Linked DNA regions of Homo sapiens: region 2 is linked to region 1. The links are chromatin loops, found by intact Hi-C in ENCODE. Cell type or tissue: IMR-90. All regions are shown on one strand.

Evidence for each region. A loop is a pair of places that touch in the nucleus more often than their neighbours do. Peaks named below come from ENCODE experiments on the same cell type or tissue, not always from the same donor. Only the 100,000 strongest peaks of a DNase experiment are listed, where the experiment ranks them.
Region 2: it touches region 1 in a loop (10-fold over the local background); 6 of 110 quality-filtered maps call a loop at or near these places.

What each region holds. Positions count from the first base shown.
Region 1 is chr7:133,739,814-133,747,813 of GRCh38, forward strand. All of the region lies in intron 10 of EXOC4 (exocyst complex component 4), which reads left to right. Among named protein-coding and RNA genes, the nearest start is that of LRGUK, 380 kb to the right of the region's middle. In IMR-90, a CTCF peak has its summit at 3,118 (motif pointing left); no DNase peak of the experiment used is centred here.
Region 2 is chr7:133,431,972-133,439,971 of GRCh38, forward strand. All of the region lies in intron 7 of EXOC4 (exocyst complex component 4), which reads left to right. Among named protein-coding and RNA genes, the nearest start is that of MIR6133, 150 kb to the left of the region's middle. In IMR-90, a CTCF peak has its summit at 2,474 (motif pointing left); a DNase peak (open chromatin) is centred at 4,190; H3K27ac peaks cover 309 bases.

The sequences.
Region 1 (8,000 bases):
TCTAATATTTCAAAAGGGTAGTATTCTGCAACCAGGGCTTTTTCCAACCTTCTCATAATACCTGGATGATGAAATTTGAGGCATAACCAGTGTATTTCCTTGCATCATTATTGTTACTGTGGGGCTGAGAGTCCTATAGCATGGCTCATTGTTTTTAAGGGTAAAGGATTCTAATGTAGCAAAATTAAGAGTAAAGAAATGAAGATATTAGAGGAAATTTCTTTGAAAATTTCATCATCAATTTATGGCATCCAGTTTTGTAATATTTCATATTATAATGTAGTTTGATTCGATGAGTTAACTTTAGCAAGCAGAAAGATACTACAAGCATGATAATAGTAATACTTGCTACCCTCATAGAACTATATGAAATAAAATTCTACTGAGTGTAAAAAAATAATGTTAGAACTTGACAGGAAGACTTGATATGCATTAGCTTGTGCACTGGAAGCAACAAGTAAGCATATGACCCTTTGAAAACTGTAGGACCATAAAATTCCCAATTTTTCACACATTTTATATATGAGTCTGCATGAATGTTAGCATGTACATTAATACTAAGACCTGTCCCTTAAACTTCAGGTTCTTGATCTTTTATTACCTGCTGGGATGGCAGAATTGCTTCATAAATGTAGTCCATCTTCATTTACATAGTGACACTGCTCAGGAGAGTCTCTGTTAAAAAAATTATCTGGAAACACTCCAACACTGTTGGGCAGTTTCATAGTTTGCTGGTTGTCTTTCATTAGATGTAATCTAACCTTCTTTCCCACGATGACAATATAAAATGCTTCAGAAACACACATCTCAGCAAATTGCTTTTCCTCATGACAATTATTTGTCCTTCTAATTAACACTATTCAGAATGAGATATTTTCTGAGAAACAAAGTCCCCTTTCTCACTCCCCCTTATAATAATAATTGCATCTACTTGTATACAGAGAGTTTACATATGTCATTTAATGTGATCCTCTAGGAATGATGGCCCCATTAGATAGTAGGCATAGGTTCTCATGGGAATGATGACCCTGTTCGATGAGTAGGCAGATATTAACATCCTCACATTAGAATTCAGGAAAGGAAGACACTGAGATTTGGAGGTATAATAGCTAGAGTGGTTTCTGTCTGTTACAGTGAGACCCTATTTGCCACTTTTAGTCAGTTTCCTGTTACTTGCAGCTCAATTAACACTGGTGGAAACAGTCACATACAGGGTAAATACTGGAGCTAGAACTTAAATCCAGCCCATCTAACAATAAATTCAAAGCTCTTTCAATTATCGCATGTGTAGAAAGTTGGTAAGAACTAGAGTTCAGTTTCTGGAAGATGACTGTCTACTTTTTTATTTCATCTTTCTTTACTCTTCACTTTGTCTCCTAAAGTAGCTCCCCAGCAGGTATCTTCATCTCTCTTCCCGTTCTTGCCTCTAAACACAGGTCTGTTCTTATTCATACCAGCTTGTCTCTCCCCACCAGGCCTGAGCTGACCTGAGCATGCCAGGGCCTCTTTCTACCCACTGTTCCAGCCCTGCTGCTCTCCTGCTGATTATTTGAATTATGTTTCAAGATATAGCTTAAATGTAACCTAAAAAATATGAAACCTCCCATTTTCTTTCTTTAGTTAACATAACACCTCGCTCCTGTCATAATTATTGTTCCTATCACATGGTATCATAATTATTAGAGTGTTTCTCTCCACTAGGCAAAGACCTTTCTAGAGAGAAAGCCTAGGTCGTATCTGGCCCTGTATTCTACCATCTGGGACATAGTTGGCACTCAGAAAATGTTTCCTGAACTTCTGAAACATTGAGTGCTCTAATTGAACTATGTGCACAGTACGGTATTACTTTTCAGAATTAGGTCATTCAAAATCCTAAAGATATTTTTCAGCTTTCATTTCTGAGCCTTAAATTTAAGGTACCTGAACTAACATTTCACTAAGGCATGTTTGAAACCCATATTATGGATGAGTATCTATGACTTTATCTGATGCTTTTTATACTGTTGTATAGATTGTAGTATGACTTTGTTTCTCAGTACCTTCCAGTGATTTGTTTGCCATTTGCTGATCTGGATTGGTGATGTAGTTATTCCAGAGACTAGCTGATTACAGTGCCCTCAGGGACTGATAAAGTTATTTTAATAGAAATCCATTTGCCCTTTTATGAAATGAATGCCCCCAAAGTCTATAGAATTGTCACGTTGTAGTGAATGTGCTGTTGTTGTTATTATAATACACTTTGTAGGTACTAAACTACTTCTGCGGCTGCTTCTACTGCTCATCGCACCATCTGTGTTGAATACCAGTCATTAGCCCTCTTTTTCAGTCTGATGATTTTTTAAATTCATTTTTCCTTTGAATCCATTGGATTCCTTCTCCTGTCACTTTCCCCATGCTTCTTGGATTAGACAACACTAACACCATTTTTAGGGCTGTTGCTAGCTAGCCCTTGAGAAAGTCCCGTTTTTAGAGATTTCTGGTTACCTTTAGCATTGAGAACTGCTCCTGCTTCATTTATTTCTTCTTAGAGTTTTGCTTTAAAAGATACAGTAAAACAATGCAACATGATACCCTGGTTTACCAAGGTCTTCTTGGCTCCTAGAGAAAGGATTTGCGACAACTTTACTGAATTATGTTTGCTTAAAGTGAACTACACCTTGATAGCAATTTAAGATTCTCAACATGTAAGATGTTATTAGTATTCCATAAAACTTGGATTTATGAGAAACCAAAAAGTTTAAAGTATTTTAGAAGTATTTTTAAAGCTAGTTTCATATCCTGCAGCAAGAAAACCATAAATTTCTCTCTGACAAAGGAATCAGAATCTGTTAAAAGCATTTGTCAGTGATACATTAATATTCACGATAGCTCATGCAATATTGCTTAGTTTTTGGTTTGTTTTTCCCCCCAAGTTGAGACTTTGAATACAGCAGCATTTAAAAGGGAACACATGTAGCTCGAAAGGATGTCACCTTCATTCCTGGGTTGTGCATCCCCCTGGAGTTGTTGACCTGGAAGTTCTAATAGAATATGTGTTAAAAATACGGGAAACATATTATTTTAACATCAAAAGAGGAACAAAGAAAAAGATTGTTTTTGCTTTTCCCAACTGCCCTCTGGTGGCAAAGGCACAACAGACAGCAAAGACGTTTAACAAAGATTCTTGCTGTGTAGGTGCTGCTGGTGGTTCTTAAGAGGCTCTTAAACCAAAGTCTGTACTGTACATGTGTGCTTCTGAAAAAGAAGAACAGAATATTGGGTCTCATAATTATATTTTACTTCCCAGCGGCATCTGTTCTTATCATAGTAGCACCAGGCTCTACTAGCTCAGTCAATACTTGTATATTAACAAGAGACAATCGATAGAAAAATTAAAAGGAAAAGTCAAGGTAATTAGGCTAAAGCTGCTGCTTATGGGTTTTCAATAATTACTTTAGCTTCCTCTTGTTTTCCCATCTCCAGAAAAATAGGGCCTGATTGAAGGCCCTGATTGAAGGGCCTGGGTCGTGTTTGACTGAGGACATGTCAAAATTATACAAAGCCAAGCAGGAAATAAAATTAAGCTGTATTTGTTTTAGAGCAGTAAAAGGGGCTTTGCATGATGGCATGGGAAGAATAGATGTTGATTTAAATGTACCCCTTAGCAGCTGTGCCATTGTTGGTACCTGTTTCATGTCATCAGTTTCTGTACTACTGGCAGTAGCCCACTCAAAAGCACTATGACATGTCATGTATTAAATTAAAGCTCCAGAGGAAGATAGCGAATGGATTTCTCCCCAAAACATCAGGATATGTTTGGAAACTAGATGCCATCCTTTATGAAACCATGAAATTAGTCAAAACCCCCCCATGGTTGCCATTGTGGGCCATACTTGGGCCATTGTTCTTTATGGACATAATTGCTAGAGATCACTGTCCATTTAGTGAGGCTTAATCAACAAGCCACACACATTGTGTGAAGGAGTCTAATCTTTGGTTTTGAGCTACTTGGGTGTTTTCGTGCCCTGATGCTGTGAAATCTTCTAAATACATCAGAGCCACCCTGCTTCTCACTGCTGCTTAGTAGGTTGGTGTGTCTGCCTCCTAGGGGAAGGAGAAAACCAGAGGATTTCCTAGTTTTGGAGAGAGAACTCTGAGGAGGAAGGATAGGCTACTGAGAGAGAGATTTCATTTTTTATGTTCATTTACAGTCTTCATTTGCACTATTTCTGTCAGCTCAAAGTACTTTATAAACTTTACAACCAAATTATGTACCAACATCATTTCATTCATTGCTGATATATAGCTGTTAAACATCTGCCAGGTACACATTTCCTGGAGGCAAAAAAAAAAAATGTGGAAGAGAATTAGATCTTGTTAAATGTTCAGAGAAAATGTAGATATGGGGCATATTATATGAAGATATTTATTGAGCACCTATGTACAAGGCATTATAGAAGACATCTTAGGTACAGGAAATATAGCAAACTCTTAACTCTGCCCCTCATCACCGCTGCCCCCTTGAACCTCCCCTCCTTCCCTCCTAAGTTTGTTAATCAAAAGTGAGTAATAGAGCCAGGATTTGAATCCAGGAGAGTCTGATTTAAAAGCACAAACCTTTCATTACGATTTTTACTTGATGTTTAAAAGAAAGCCTCTCTAGGGGAAGAAGAAATGTACGAAGCTGGTATTAACTCAGTGAACCCAAAATCTAACTGATGATAGAGTTGTTGGTTTGGGAGAGTGAGATAGAAGAGTATTGAATTAAATGTACATGCCCAAAGGCATTGAAAAGTTAAGATGAGGAAGCACAGATAGTACTAGAGCTTTGATGAGAACTGTTGTTAATTATTTTTAATGCCACAAATGGCTTTATATTATTCCACCACTGGTTAAGCTTGCATGTGTGAATCCCTGCTGTCTGTAAAACCTCCAGCAAGTAAAACCTTTGCTGATTGGTGACTTGGCTCTGTCATTTTTATAAGACTGTACCGAGGCTCGCAGAAAATGCTTGATTCTATACACCCTTTAGCTAAGGCCAATGAATTGCACATGCAGCCAAACCTGGACAAAGCTGATCGCTACATTTTTGCTGCTTTTTGCTCATGATCCCAAGCGTATAGAAGGTTCTAGCTGATGATTTCATGGTGAAACTAGTACATAATAAGCATTTGTGTTTTTTACTTAAAAAAAAGTTATTCCAAATGCATAATCACTTCTGGATCAGCAATGTCTAGAAATTTGCCAAGGAGATAATTTTTGAAAGTTCACTTTTTCTCCCCTTTCTTGATCCTTTTTATTTAATCATTCCCAGGAAAGGTTCTTTCTACTGCTCTGCCTTTTTTCTTTTATTTTTGTTGCTTCCATTGTCACTCCATATTTTTTGTCTTTACCGTTTTGATTTTCACCCTATAGAAAGTTTGTGTGCCAAATACCAAATAAGAATGATGGGATATTATGCAAGCACTAAGGCAGTAGAGTGTAGTTATGTAATAAGAGCTTACACTCGAGTACAGCTGCCTGGTTTGAATCTCAACTGTTCTTTTAATTAATTATATAATCTTTAGTAAGTTCTTTAAACTTACTGTCTAATTTTATCTATAAAATGAGAATTATAGAAGTATCTATCTTCTAGCATTGTTATCAATATTAAATGACTAACATATAGGAAGTATTTTGTACACAGTGTTCTATAAATAAATGTTAACCTATTTAATAACAAAAACTTATTAAATTATGTCTGTAAGGTATGTGTAATGATACAGAAAATGTTCATGAGAGAACTTTAAGAAACAGGATATAAAGTGACGTGATCACAGCTATTAAAACAAGCATTTAAACATTTTTGAAAAGACTGGAATAAAATAGGACAAAATATTAATTATGGTTTATTTTAGAACTATTGCCTCCTGTTACTCTTTTTTTTTTTTTTTTTTTCCTGTTTGGGTTACTTATCACAATCCACAGTTATAGTATTGGTCTATTTAGTTGGTTTTGATGGTCTCTCCTTCTAGCATGTATGTTTTAAATGAGAAAGGACTCAAGTCAATCTTTTTCTACCATTATATATTGTGTCTAATGCCAAGTGTCTGGCACAAGACTTCTCTTCAATAAGTACGTGTTAAGTGAATATGTTTACCTCTTACTTTTCTGTGTTTTTCAGTCATATTAACAGAAAATCCCTGTTACAACATTTTTTAAAAAGGCTATTTTTAAAACATTAGCTCAGCTTTGTTAAAGGCTTAAAATAGGTAACCTTAAAAGTATTACCCTATAGTTCATGGTAAAGTATCAAAGAAGAAGAAAAAATTTCTCATATTACATGTTCACTTGTTTTGTTTTGTTTTTAGAAGTGGCCATTCCAACTCACAGCCTTTATTTATTTTAACTTTTTGATGTTTTTCTTGTTAGCTTTTAATCAGTCTGAGAAAATCCTAGGTATATTTAATTTTCCCCTATTCTGTTTTACACAAACTAAAGCTCTTCCTTTTTGATTAGGATAGTTAGTTTCAAGTGACATAAAGAACTTTCGTTACTTTGCTAGTTAAATGTTACCTTAAAGCCTTATTGTAGGTGAGGAAATATCCCTTTTTTTAATTCCAAAAATTGTAGCATGATTAATGAACTCACAGATTCCTTTAGTGGTTTACTCTGTGTTAATTATCCCAGTGCCAGAGTTTCTACCTAGTATGCTTTGACTCACTGGGCCACAGTGCATTTCTGCCTAAGGCTGGGTTACATGTAACTTACCTGCAGATATGCCAGTGAGAGGAATACGTGTTTCTTTGCCAGAGACTTTGCTTTCCAGTAAAACTTGGCCTTGGCATTCGTTGTTGAGGTTCATAAGGTTTTCTGTTAGCTCTGTAATTCAGTGCTCATTTTTAAAGATGAAACTTCAGTGAAATAGGATTGTAACGATACACACAGGTTCATACAGAGAAAATTCAAACAGAATGCAGAAACCTTCTCATCTGTTACTAAAAAATTTCAAAGCCAGAGATGCAGCCCATCTTTCTCGTGATTCCTCATTCAACTGCCAGACTGACAGCAGGAAATTCTACCATGATCCTTATGAGTCAGGGCAGCGTTTTCTCTTTTCTAAAGAGGGTCTCACTGAAGGACTTTAGAGAAAGCAAAAACAGGAGATGAGAGAAAGAGAGAAGGAAATAACTTGAGGAAAGTCAGAGGTTCAGACTGGTGTTTATTGACTGGGTAATACTAGTAGTACAACTACACCTGGGGAATGTTAGGAATTAGGTCCAGACAAAAGGTATGTTGTTTGAAGCAGCACTTAGAAAAACATCCACTTCTCTGAATCTTTGGTTGAAGTGACGTAATTAGATGTGCATAATGAATCTTCCAGTAGCATTTTGTTACTCTGAAGGTCTGAGACTTTTCTGAGCCCTTAACTCCAAGTTGGTAGTATCTTCAGTTTTCTGAAATACCATGCTATTATTGCTCTATATTAAGATCTGTTGTTTAATATAATATTGGAAAGTATTGCAGCGAACACACCTAAAAGTAATTACTATTGAAAGTAATGTAGTCCAGAATAAAGACAACTGTACGCTGAGTAGAAGGAATAAATGGTACAGGTTGAATTTTTCTTATGGCAGTGGTAGTACTGTTGGGGATGGTGGTCACTATCACTGTTATTTTATTTTTCTTACAGGGAATAAACTTGGCATGTTTAACTTGTGGTTAGAACGCCAAGAAGACTAATATTATAGTATATAGTAACATTTATTTAAAATCACACTAGAAATAGTCATAGAAATTGATATGCTGTATCAAATGAAATAATTTGTGAATTGATTTTGAAATGCGTGTACATTGAAGTGTATGTTGGTAAAATGATGATGGTGATGTACCTTTCTGACCTTGGTGTATTCATTTACCCTTGTCAAAAAATAAAGGTGATTTGAGCTGTTTTGCTCCTCAGAGGATCCAACTGACCATATAACCTGACTTCCTAGCCACTCTGTTGCTCCCCGCTCCTTCATCCCCACGCCAACATAACT
Region 2 (8,000 bases), 310 kb before region 1:
TTTTGTAACTTTTGATCAACTGATTGATACCTGGTATTTAAAATAACATGTTTAAAAAAGATTCCTGAATTTTGTTGTATCTGTGAGAGATACCCTAGGGAGGATCATAAGTCTACTATGATCATAATTGTGTTCCTGGTCTAGTCTATCCCTTTAATGTTGGGAGTTGAGAATGGGAGAATATAAAAGAATTCTTTTGGTTCAGGTAAAAAAGACATTTTTAGAAAGTTAGCATGGGATAGTGAGGAAAAAAAAACAAAACAGGCTTTTATTTAGAAGATTTGTGTTCAAATTCTGGCTCTACATCTAATTAGTTATATAACTTTATTAACTTTACCAAGGCTCACTTTACTCATTTGTAAAATGTGGATGATAATAATAAATTCCTACCTTACAACACAGCTTTGTATTTGGTGAGCTAATGTATGGGACATATAGTAGGCATTTAATAGCTGATAGTGAAATCTGAACCTGGGGTTCATTGGACCTTCTTAAGAAAATTTTGGTAGATAGATATATAAATATAAGTATCATGTTTATGTAATATATGTATTCCTCTCCCCCCTTTATATCTGCATCCCATGTCTTGTTTCCAGTAGGATTTAACTGGTATGTGGTTGATAAGTTAACTTTTAAATGTATGTAATAGCCAGAGCCTTTTAAAGTTATCTTAAAATGTTCACTGTAAAGCTTCGTTAATAGCTGCTGTAAATCTGTTTGTCAAGTGCTTTCCACTCTCTTCCAGTTTCTGCTAATGCTACTACTATTGCTTACTACATTATCCAAGTTGGAAACCTTGGTATGATCTTTCCTGCTTTCTCTTTTCTTTGTAATTCTGCTGTCTAGCAGGCTATTTCTATGCAAAACTAATACTGCATAAAATATTGTCAATGCCAATGTAAGGTAGACAGCTTAGCAAGTACATGGACTTGAAACACCAGAGTATGCTAAGCAGCACTCTATAGCTGTAATGTATTACCCTTTGTCAACAGATTTCTGAGACATCAATGAAACTCCTAATCATGTCCGTTTATACGATATAATACCAATTTTACAGTTTTTTTCTGCTTAATTCTCATTCTTATTTTCGAATGGTAGTAGTATCAATGGCAGACTTCTGTAAAACTAGGACTGACATACTTAGATGATGAGATCTTGTTATTCCATAAGCGGTAGGATACCAGATGTGGTAAACAAATAACCTCTAGCAGCCTGAATGGAAGGATGTGGTAGGTTGGATTATTGTTCAGCAAATATTCATTCCCTAACCTACCCCACTCCCAATAGCCCCCCACCCAACCTATGAGAGCAGTCTGTTTCGTCATCCAATTGCTATTGGACTTGGTCGTGTGACTTGATATAACCAATGGAATGTTAGCAAATATGCCACTAGCAAAGGCTTGAAATATGCTTGTGCAGTTGGACTTGGTCTTTGCACTTCTATTGTTTGCCGTGAGAAGAACATGCTTCTAGTAGCTGCTAATTCAAGAAGGATGAAAAGCACTGGCTCTGGACCTGATCTGCAGCTTGGTACCAAGCCCAGTGTAGTCCAGCCTACAGCCAAGTCCCAGATAATGAGCATATATGTGAGCAAGGAAGATATACTTGTTGTATGCTGCTGAATTTTGAGGTGGTTTGTTACTCAGTATTGTGGCGGTAGCTGACAAATACAGAAGGATACTCATTTCTTTTAAAGACCTTCTTTAGGCACTGTTTTGGAAGCTGCAGCTTTCCATGTAGCATCAAGAACTTTATTGTTCAATGGCACCTATTTTAATGCCAGTTTTGTCTCTGGTTACTGGCAAAACTGTTCAGGATTGAAAGCTCACTTTAAAGAAATGCTTACAATTCAGATGGGAAGAAGAGTGCTGGTTGACCCTGGCTATCTCCACAAACCTGTCTGTACTTGGAAGTTGTTTCTAGGAAAATATAATGGCCAGTGGCTCCTTTTTTTGTTGTTGGATCAGCTAGTTGTATGTCCTTAGTGGTACAAAGGGCAGTGAATACACAAAGATAGTATCTTTAATTATGGAAGGAGCCTATTAAAATTCCATTTTATCTTAAGAAATAAACATGTAAAGGAATCTGGAGGAGGCCAAACACCTCTTTAAAATAATGATTGTCTTGGGCTAATTCCTTTACTGTGCCTTCAGCATCATTAGATGCCAATCCTACTGTGTAGGTTCATTTGCAAACAAAACTGATTAGAGACTGGAGGCTGTGTGCATGAGACCTCCCTAAAGCAGAGGTTTCAGAAACCTGCACATTGTTTAAACTGGTTACCCTCAGCACTACTTTTATTTATTTTCTCTCTACATGGGGGGGAAAAAGAAGGTTGTTTATTTCAAAGGGTATTAGAACCCATTCTTCAAAAGAGAATACCGAAAAAGAGAAAAAAAGATATTGTGTAAAAGCTCAGAAGGTTTTCAGAATTTCCCTTTTTTGCCCATTGTAAACATGATCTTTCCCTTTGCTCTGAGCTCCCCCCTCTGGCATTAATGGTATATTTCTCTTTCTGTTACTACAAACTTCAAAGCTCCCCTCCAAGTCATTTTGCAAACTGTAAAGTAATGGTGGGGGCTGCTTTTATTTCCCAGAGTTTGTGGTGGGGGTGGACTGAGAAATGTAGAGGAACTGTTGGCAACATTTATTAACTTTTAATTTGGTGCAGAAAAAATCGGAAACCAAGTACCATACACCATTGATGTTGCTTCAAAGATACTTTGAGCTTGTTTAACCAATTTTTTAAAGCTTGTGTGCCGGACTGAAATGAGGTGCCTTTTATACAGACCTCAGGATTGTGCTGTCATAATAGATAAATCCATATGTCTCTTTGTTTTTGTAATTAAAGCTTTATCCTTCCTCTTTTTTGTCTTCAATGGCTATCTTTGTTCTGATAGAGACCGATTGCTTTATTGTAAGTAAACTCCTAACTATTGTGTGATATTCTCTTTAAAAAGAAGACTGGTGATGCCTAATTTATTTAGCACCATCTAGGAATCTGATTTTCAGTGTGGCTTAATTTTCCAGAAAATAGTCTCTCCCCTTTTAGCATTAAAGATTGTATTTTAACATCTTTAATGGAAATTTTATAAAATACATTTCTCAGATTTGGTCCTTTTGTCACAATATACTGAGCACATTCAGACTTTTTCTGGTGACTGAAGGACTGTCATTTTGAACCTGGTTAATCGATGCTTTGGTTGCACTTTTGCACACTACCCTTTATTGAATGTATTGTGATACGTCAGAGGTCATCTTGTCACATGTGAAGGCACGGACAACGTTCCATCGTGCTGAACCAGTCCCAGACTTCCATTAAAAAAAAAATCATACTTGTTCACTCTTCATACCCTCTGTCTTTTTTTTCCTTGCTTTTTGGGGGTAGGTTATCATGTCTAGCTATTGATCGTGTCTGTTTCAGACAAGCTCCTCTTGCTAAGTTGCTCAACTATTGTGGTATAAGCTGCAAAGGCAGAGAACCAAGGTGGTTAGAATTGTGTGTAGAATAAGCGACCAGAAAGCACTCTGTGGCATCATGCACATGAATTCTCAGCTATGGATTGTATAACATAAGGACATTTTGCCCCTGGAAATGTCCCTTTTTTCTTAATTCTCTCTTCCTTAGTTTCTGCTATTCTTAGTGGTCCAGGCTGCCAGGTAAATTAGGTATTCTTCTGTTAACAATGGCAGTCAAATGATACCTAAAACACCTTTATTGTAGAATTCTCTATCCTAGTCCCATCCATCTGTATTTGTGTTACTTAAGTTTTAGCTATTCCATGAAGATCCATTTCTGGGAAAAATGCTCCGTTATCTAGTGATCTGTTAATTTCTAGAAGTATCTAGGTTGAGGGTAAAGTTTTTGCCGTTTATTTTGCCACCTAGATTGTGCTGAATGGATAAGTGAATGAATATGTTTCTTTTGATACTGAAGCAAGTGGGTTTTTTCTTTTATTTTTTGTGATTAAATATTTGGTTAGTTTCTTTTTTCCTCTTAATTTGTTCTTACTTGTCCTTTATTCCTTAGAGCCACATAAGGAAGGGCAGGGGGAAAGAATTTGAATTATCTCAGTGTTTTTTTTTTTTTGTTTTTTTAAAGGAGATAGAATTTGCTCTTGCTATTCATTTCAAGAAATTGGTGATCTTGCATCAGCCGGCTTGTTTTTGAAAGATGTTTTTCTTGGCATCCATGCAAACTAACGATATGAACTGTATCAAACCCAGAGTGGCGTGGGCCTTCCTTGTACTGCCTTCTGACTTCTTCAGCTGCTATGTCTGTACTTGCCCTCCTATGTGCCCTGAGCTCTGCCCTCTGACTGAGAAGATCTAGAATTTGACTGTCCTCTTTAGGCCAGAGCTATCATTACTCATATAAATGATATTCTTTTTGAGATAGCTTTCTCCTTTCCTCTTCATTTGGCATCAAAACTAATAAATGATGAAACTAACTTCCTTTCCAGTAATTAGAACCTTTCTCTTTTTCTCTTTTTTGTCTCTCTTTTCCTGAGTGAAGGCAGTGTGGTGTTAAAAAAAAAAAAAACCCTAATATTATCCATATCTTATGGGATACTCTACTGGCATAATACTTCTTTACTAAAGCCTAGAACCATAGACTTCAGTTTTGGGGACCTGATCAAAGAAATAAGACAGACCTATGAAATAATCAGCCTCTTTAAGTATCATCACATACCCTTCGTGTGTACGAGCCAGTGGCTTTCAATTTGATTTAATCAGTGTATGGTTATTAATGTGCACTATATGGAATGCACTGTGTTCTATGCAAAAAAACTCCAAAAATGAAATCTTCATACCCTCCCCCTTTATTTTAGCTTGTAGGAAATGCATTTCTTCTGTTTTGCTTGTGTGGATAATTACTTTAGAGTAACTTATGATCTTTTCCCATGAGCTTAGTGTCAATTTCCTGGAGGCATATAATTTTATATAAATTTACCTGTTTGCCCTGTCTATAAATTGAGGATGAACTGATAAAAAAAAAATACATCTGAGTGACTATGGATGGGTTTGTGTGGGAGTGTGTGAGGATGGGAGAAACTTCCATGATTCATTAAGATATATTATGGTCATAGTAAAGGCTCATTTTAAAATTTTTTGATTTCTTTTTAAATTTTGCGTGTTATCCAAACATGTTAGAGGATTTCATTTTAAAGAAAGTACTGAAAATATTTGCCCAAATTAATATTTGTGTTCTACTTTTTTTCTCTTATAGTTTCTCAAATTTACTATATTTGTGTTACTAGAGTTTTTAGATTTTTATTCTGATTATGGCTTATGATTATCCACCAGATGTTTAAGTATTTTACCTTTTGCTATTATTTATGAGAGAAAAAAATGGACTGTAAGCTCCCTGTGGTACAATTTTCTGTTCAGAAGAAATGGAAAAGTTTGGTGGCATTCATTTTCTAGCTCATGGTCTTTTCCCATTTTCGATTATCTGGTGATCACTTACTATTTGCTCTAAACTTCAGACTAATGCTGGACAATGAAGAAGAATGCCTGTGACCTCATGGAGCTCACATCTGGATGGGAAAACAGTGCTATTGGTTTCACCACTAAAATTTTCCGTAATATTTCTTTGTTACCATTTTAAGATCGATAGGATATTTTATTATCTAATCTTTTTTCCACTTCACATCTTTTATTTCCCCGTTTTTCTGTGATGTTTCCATACTGATTGTAAATGACTCCACAAGTGTGTGCATGAATTCCCTTAAGCTCCTCTGCTTCCCATCATCCAGGCCTGCTGATTGGTATGAGTTCAGTATTGTCAAGTGTTCCCCATCTGCTTTTTGTCAGTCGCTATTTTTGCAAAGTCTTCCTTCTCTCTAATTATACAAATATGTCTTTTTCATTTTTCTTGTCAAAGACAAATTAAAAAGAATTAGTTCAGTTTCTTAGCTAGTTTAGTCTTCATTAATTCCAAACCCCACTCCATTTTTAGCACCATTTTTCTTTTCCTAGTCTTTGTCCCGCTTTTTGGTAATTTTAAAAGCTCCTCTTCTCTTGTCTGACTTATTTAAGTAGCATGAATTAATTTGCTACCTCTGACTCTTTTCTATAAGTTTTAGCTAACTCTAACAAGATACTTTTTCACTCTTCTCCATATTTAGTTCAGATCTGTCTTTGTCTGTAGATCTTTGAAGAGTCATTTGTGAAACTACATTAGGTGTTTCTTGTTCATTATCATTTTCCCCAAGAGGAATTTTAATCCTATGTGTGTTAATTATTTAATTATCCTAATGATGTCTCATATGGTACCCCTGGCCTCTTGCACACTGATGGAATTAATCCCTTATCCCAGGGCTCCTCAGAGTTCCTGATTCTTTAATGTTTGTACATTTATATTTAAATAGTTCTTATATTAGTTTTTAAGTAACTTTCCCCTGGTTTTTCCTTGCCATCTTGATTTTGTCTCTTATTTCTCTAATGCCCTATGTTCTTTCGATTTAAATATTATGACATTAGTTTCTTCCTTTCTGTTGCCTCCAATGGGGGTTGTTATTATCTAATATACTCTGGTTTCAAGCTTTAATAGCCATGAGAATCGTCTGGAATGCTTGTTAAAAGTCCAGATTTCTGAGTCTTAGCCCAGAAATTCTAATTCATTTGGTTTGTGAAGAGCCTAGATATGAAGAGCCAAACATCCCAAGTTTTAATGAGGTGGTCTACTGAGGCAGTCCACTATGACTACCACCTGCTAACTGCCATCCTTTATCTTAAACGCAGCAGCCAGATTTTTCATCTCAGAACATTTATAAAATGCCTGCTCTCTGTAAGGCACTGTGTTGGGCACTCAGAATATCACAGTGAGCAAACTGGACATTGTTCCTGATCTTGCAGTGCTTATAGTATGTTGAATTGTTTTCCTTATCTCAAAAACTTGATTACCTGTTGCTTACAGATGACAGTAGGTCAGTTCATTAGTATATTTTGCTGAGGTGCTGATAGAACATAAGAACAATGACTGGGAATCAGGAAATTTGACTTACAGGTTTGGTTTTACTTCTGCCTCTGTACACGTGTGTGTTTGCCTATGTATGTATATGTATGTGTGTGTTTCACTTGTAAAATGAAGGAGATTGGGTTGGATTACCACTGTTCCTTTCAGTCAGTATTTGAACCTCGGTTTTGGTTTCCATCTTCAAGATGTTATAGTTGTTTAAAGGAAATATACCATATTTCATCAGTTCTTTTTTTTTTTTTTTTTTTTTGAGATGGAGTCTCGCTGTCTCGCCAGGCTGGAGTGCAGTGGGGCGATCTCGGCTTACTGCAACCTCCGCCTCCTGGGTTCAAGTAATTCTCCTGCCTCAGCCTCCCAAGTAGCTGGGATTACAGGCCCCCGCCACCACGCCCAGCTAATTTTTGTATTTTTAGTAGAGACGGGGTTTCATCATGTTGGCCAGGATGGTCTGGATCTCTTGACTTCATGATCTGCCTGTCTCAGCCTCCCAAAGTGCTGGGGCTACAGGTGTGAGCCACCGCACCCAGCCCATATTTCATCAGTTCTAATGTATCATCACTTATCAGACCCCTCCCAACTTCAGAGATGTTAAAATGTGAAATAATATGTATCATATATCCATGAAGTATAGTGTACGTATTTATGTGTGAGTGTGTTTGTATTTGTGAGGATAATGATACCACACAAAGCTACCTTCTGACTACTGACACATGGTTACTTGGGACCAAAAAAGCTGTATCACTGGTCTGACACTCCTGAAAGACTCAGGATTTATTAAGAAACATAAAGCCTGTAACACAAAAGAAGCAAAGATGTAGGAGGAGATTATCAGTCTCTCAGCCCAGATGACCCTTCCCATGTTTTCCCTGGACCTGCCTCACTGTTGAATTGTGTAATGTGTAGAGATTCCTAACAATGAAGCCATCAGGGAGACTATAACTCATTGGGTAACTCTTCCATCTATCACTCAGCTCTGACATCTCCAAGAAACCAAACTCAGATGAGCACATTGCTTATT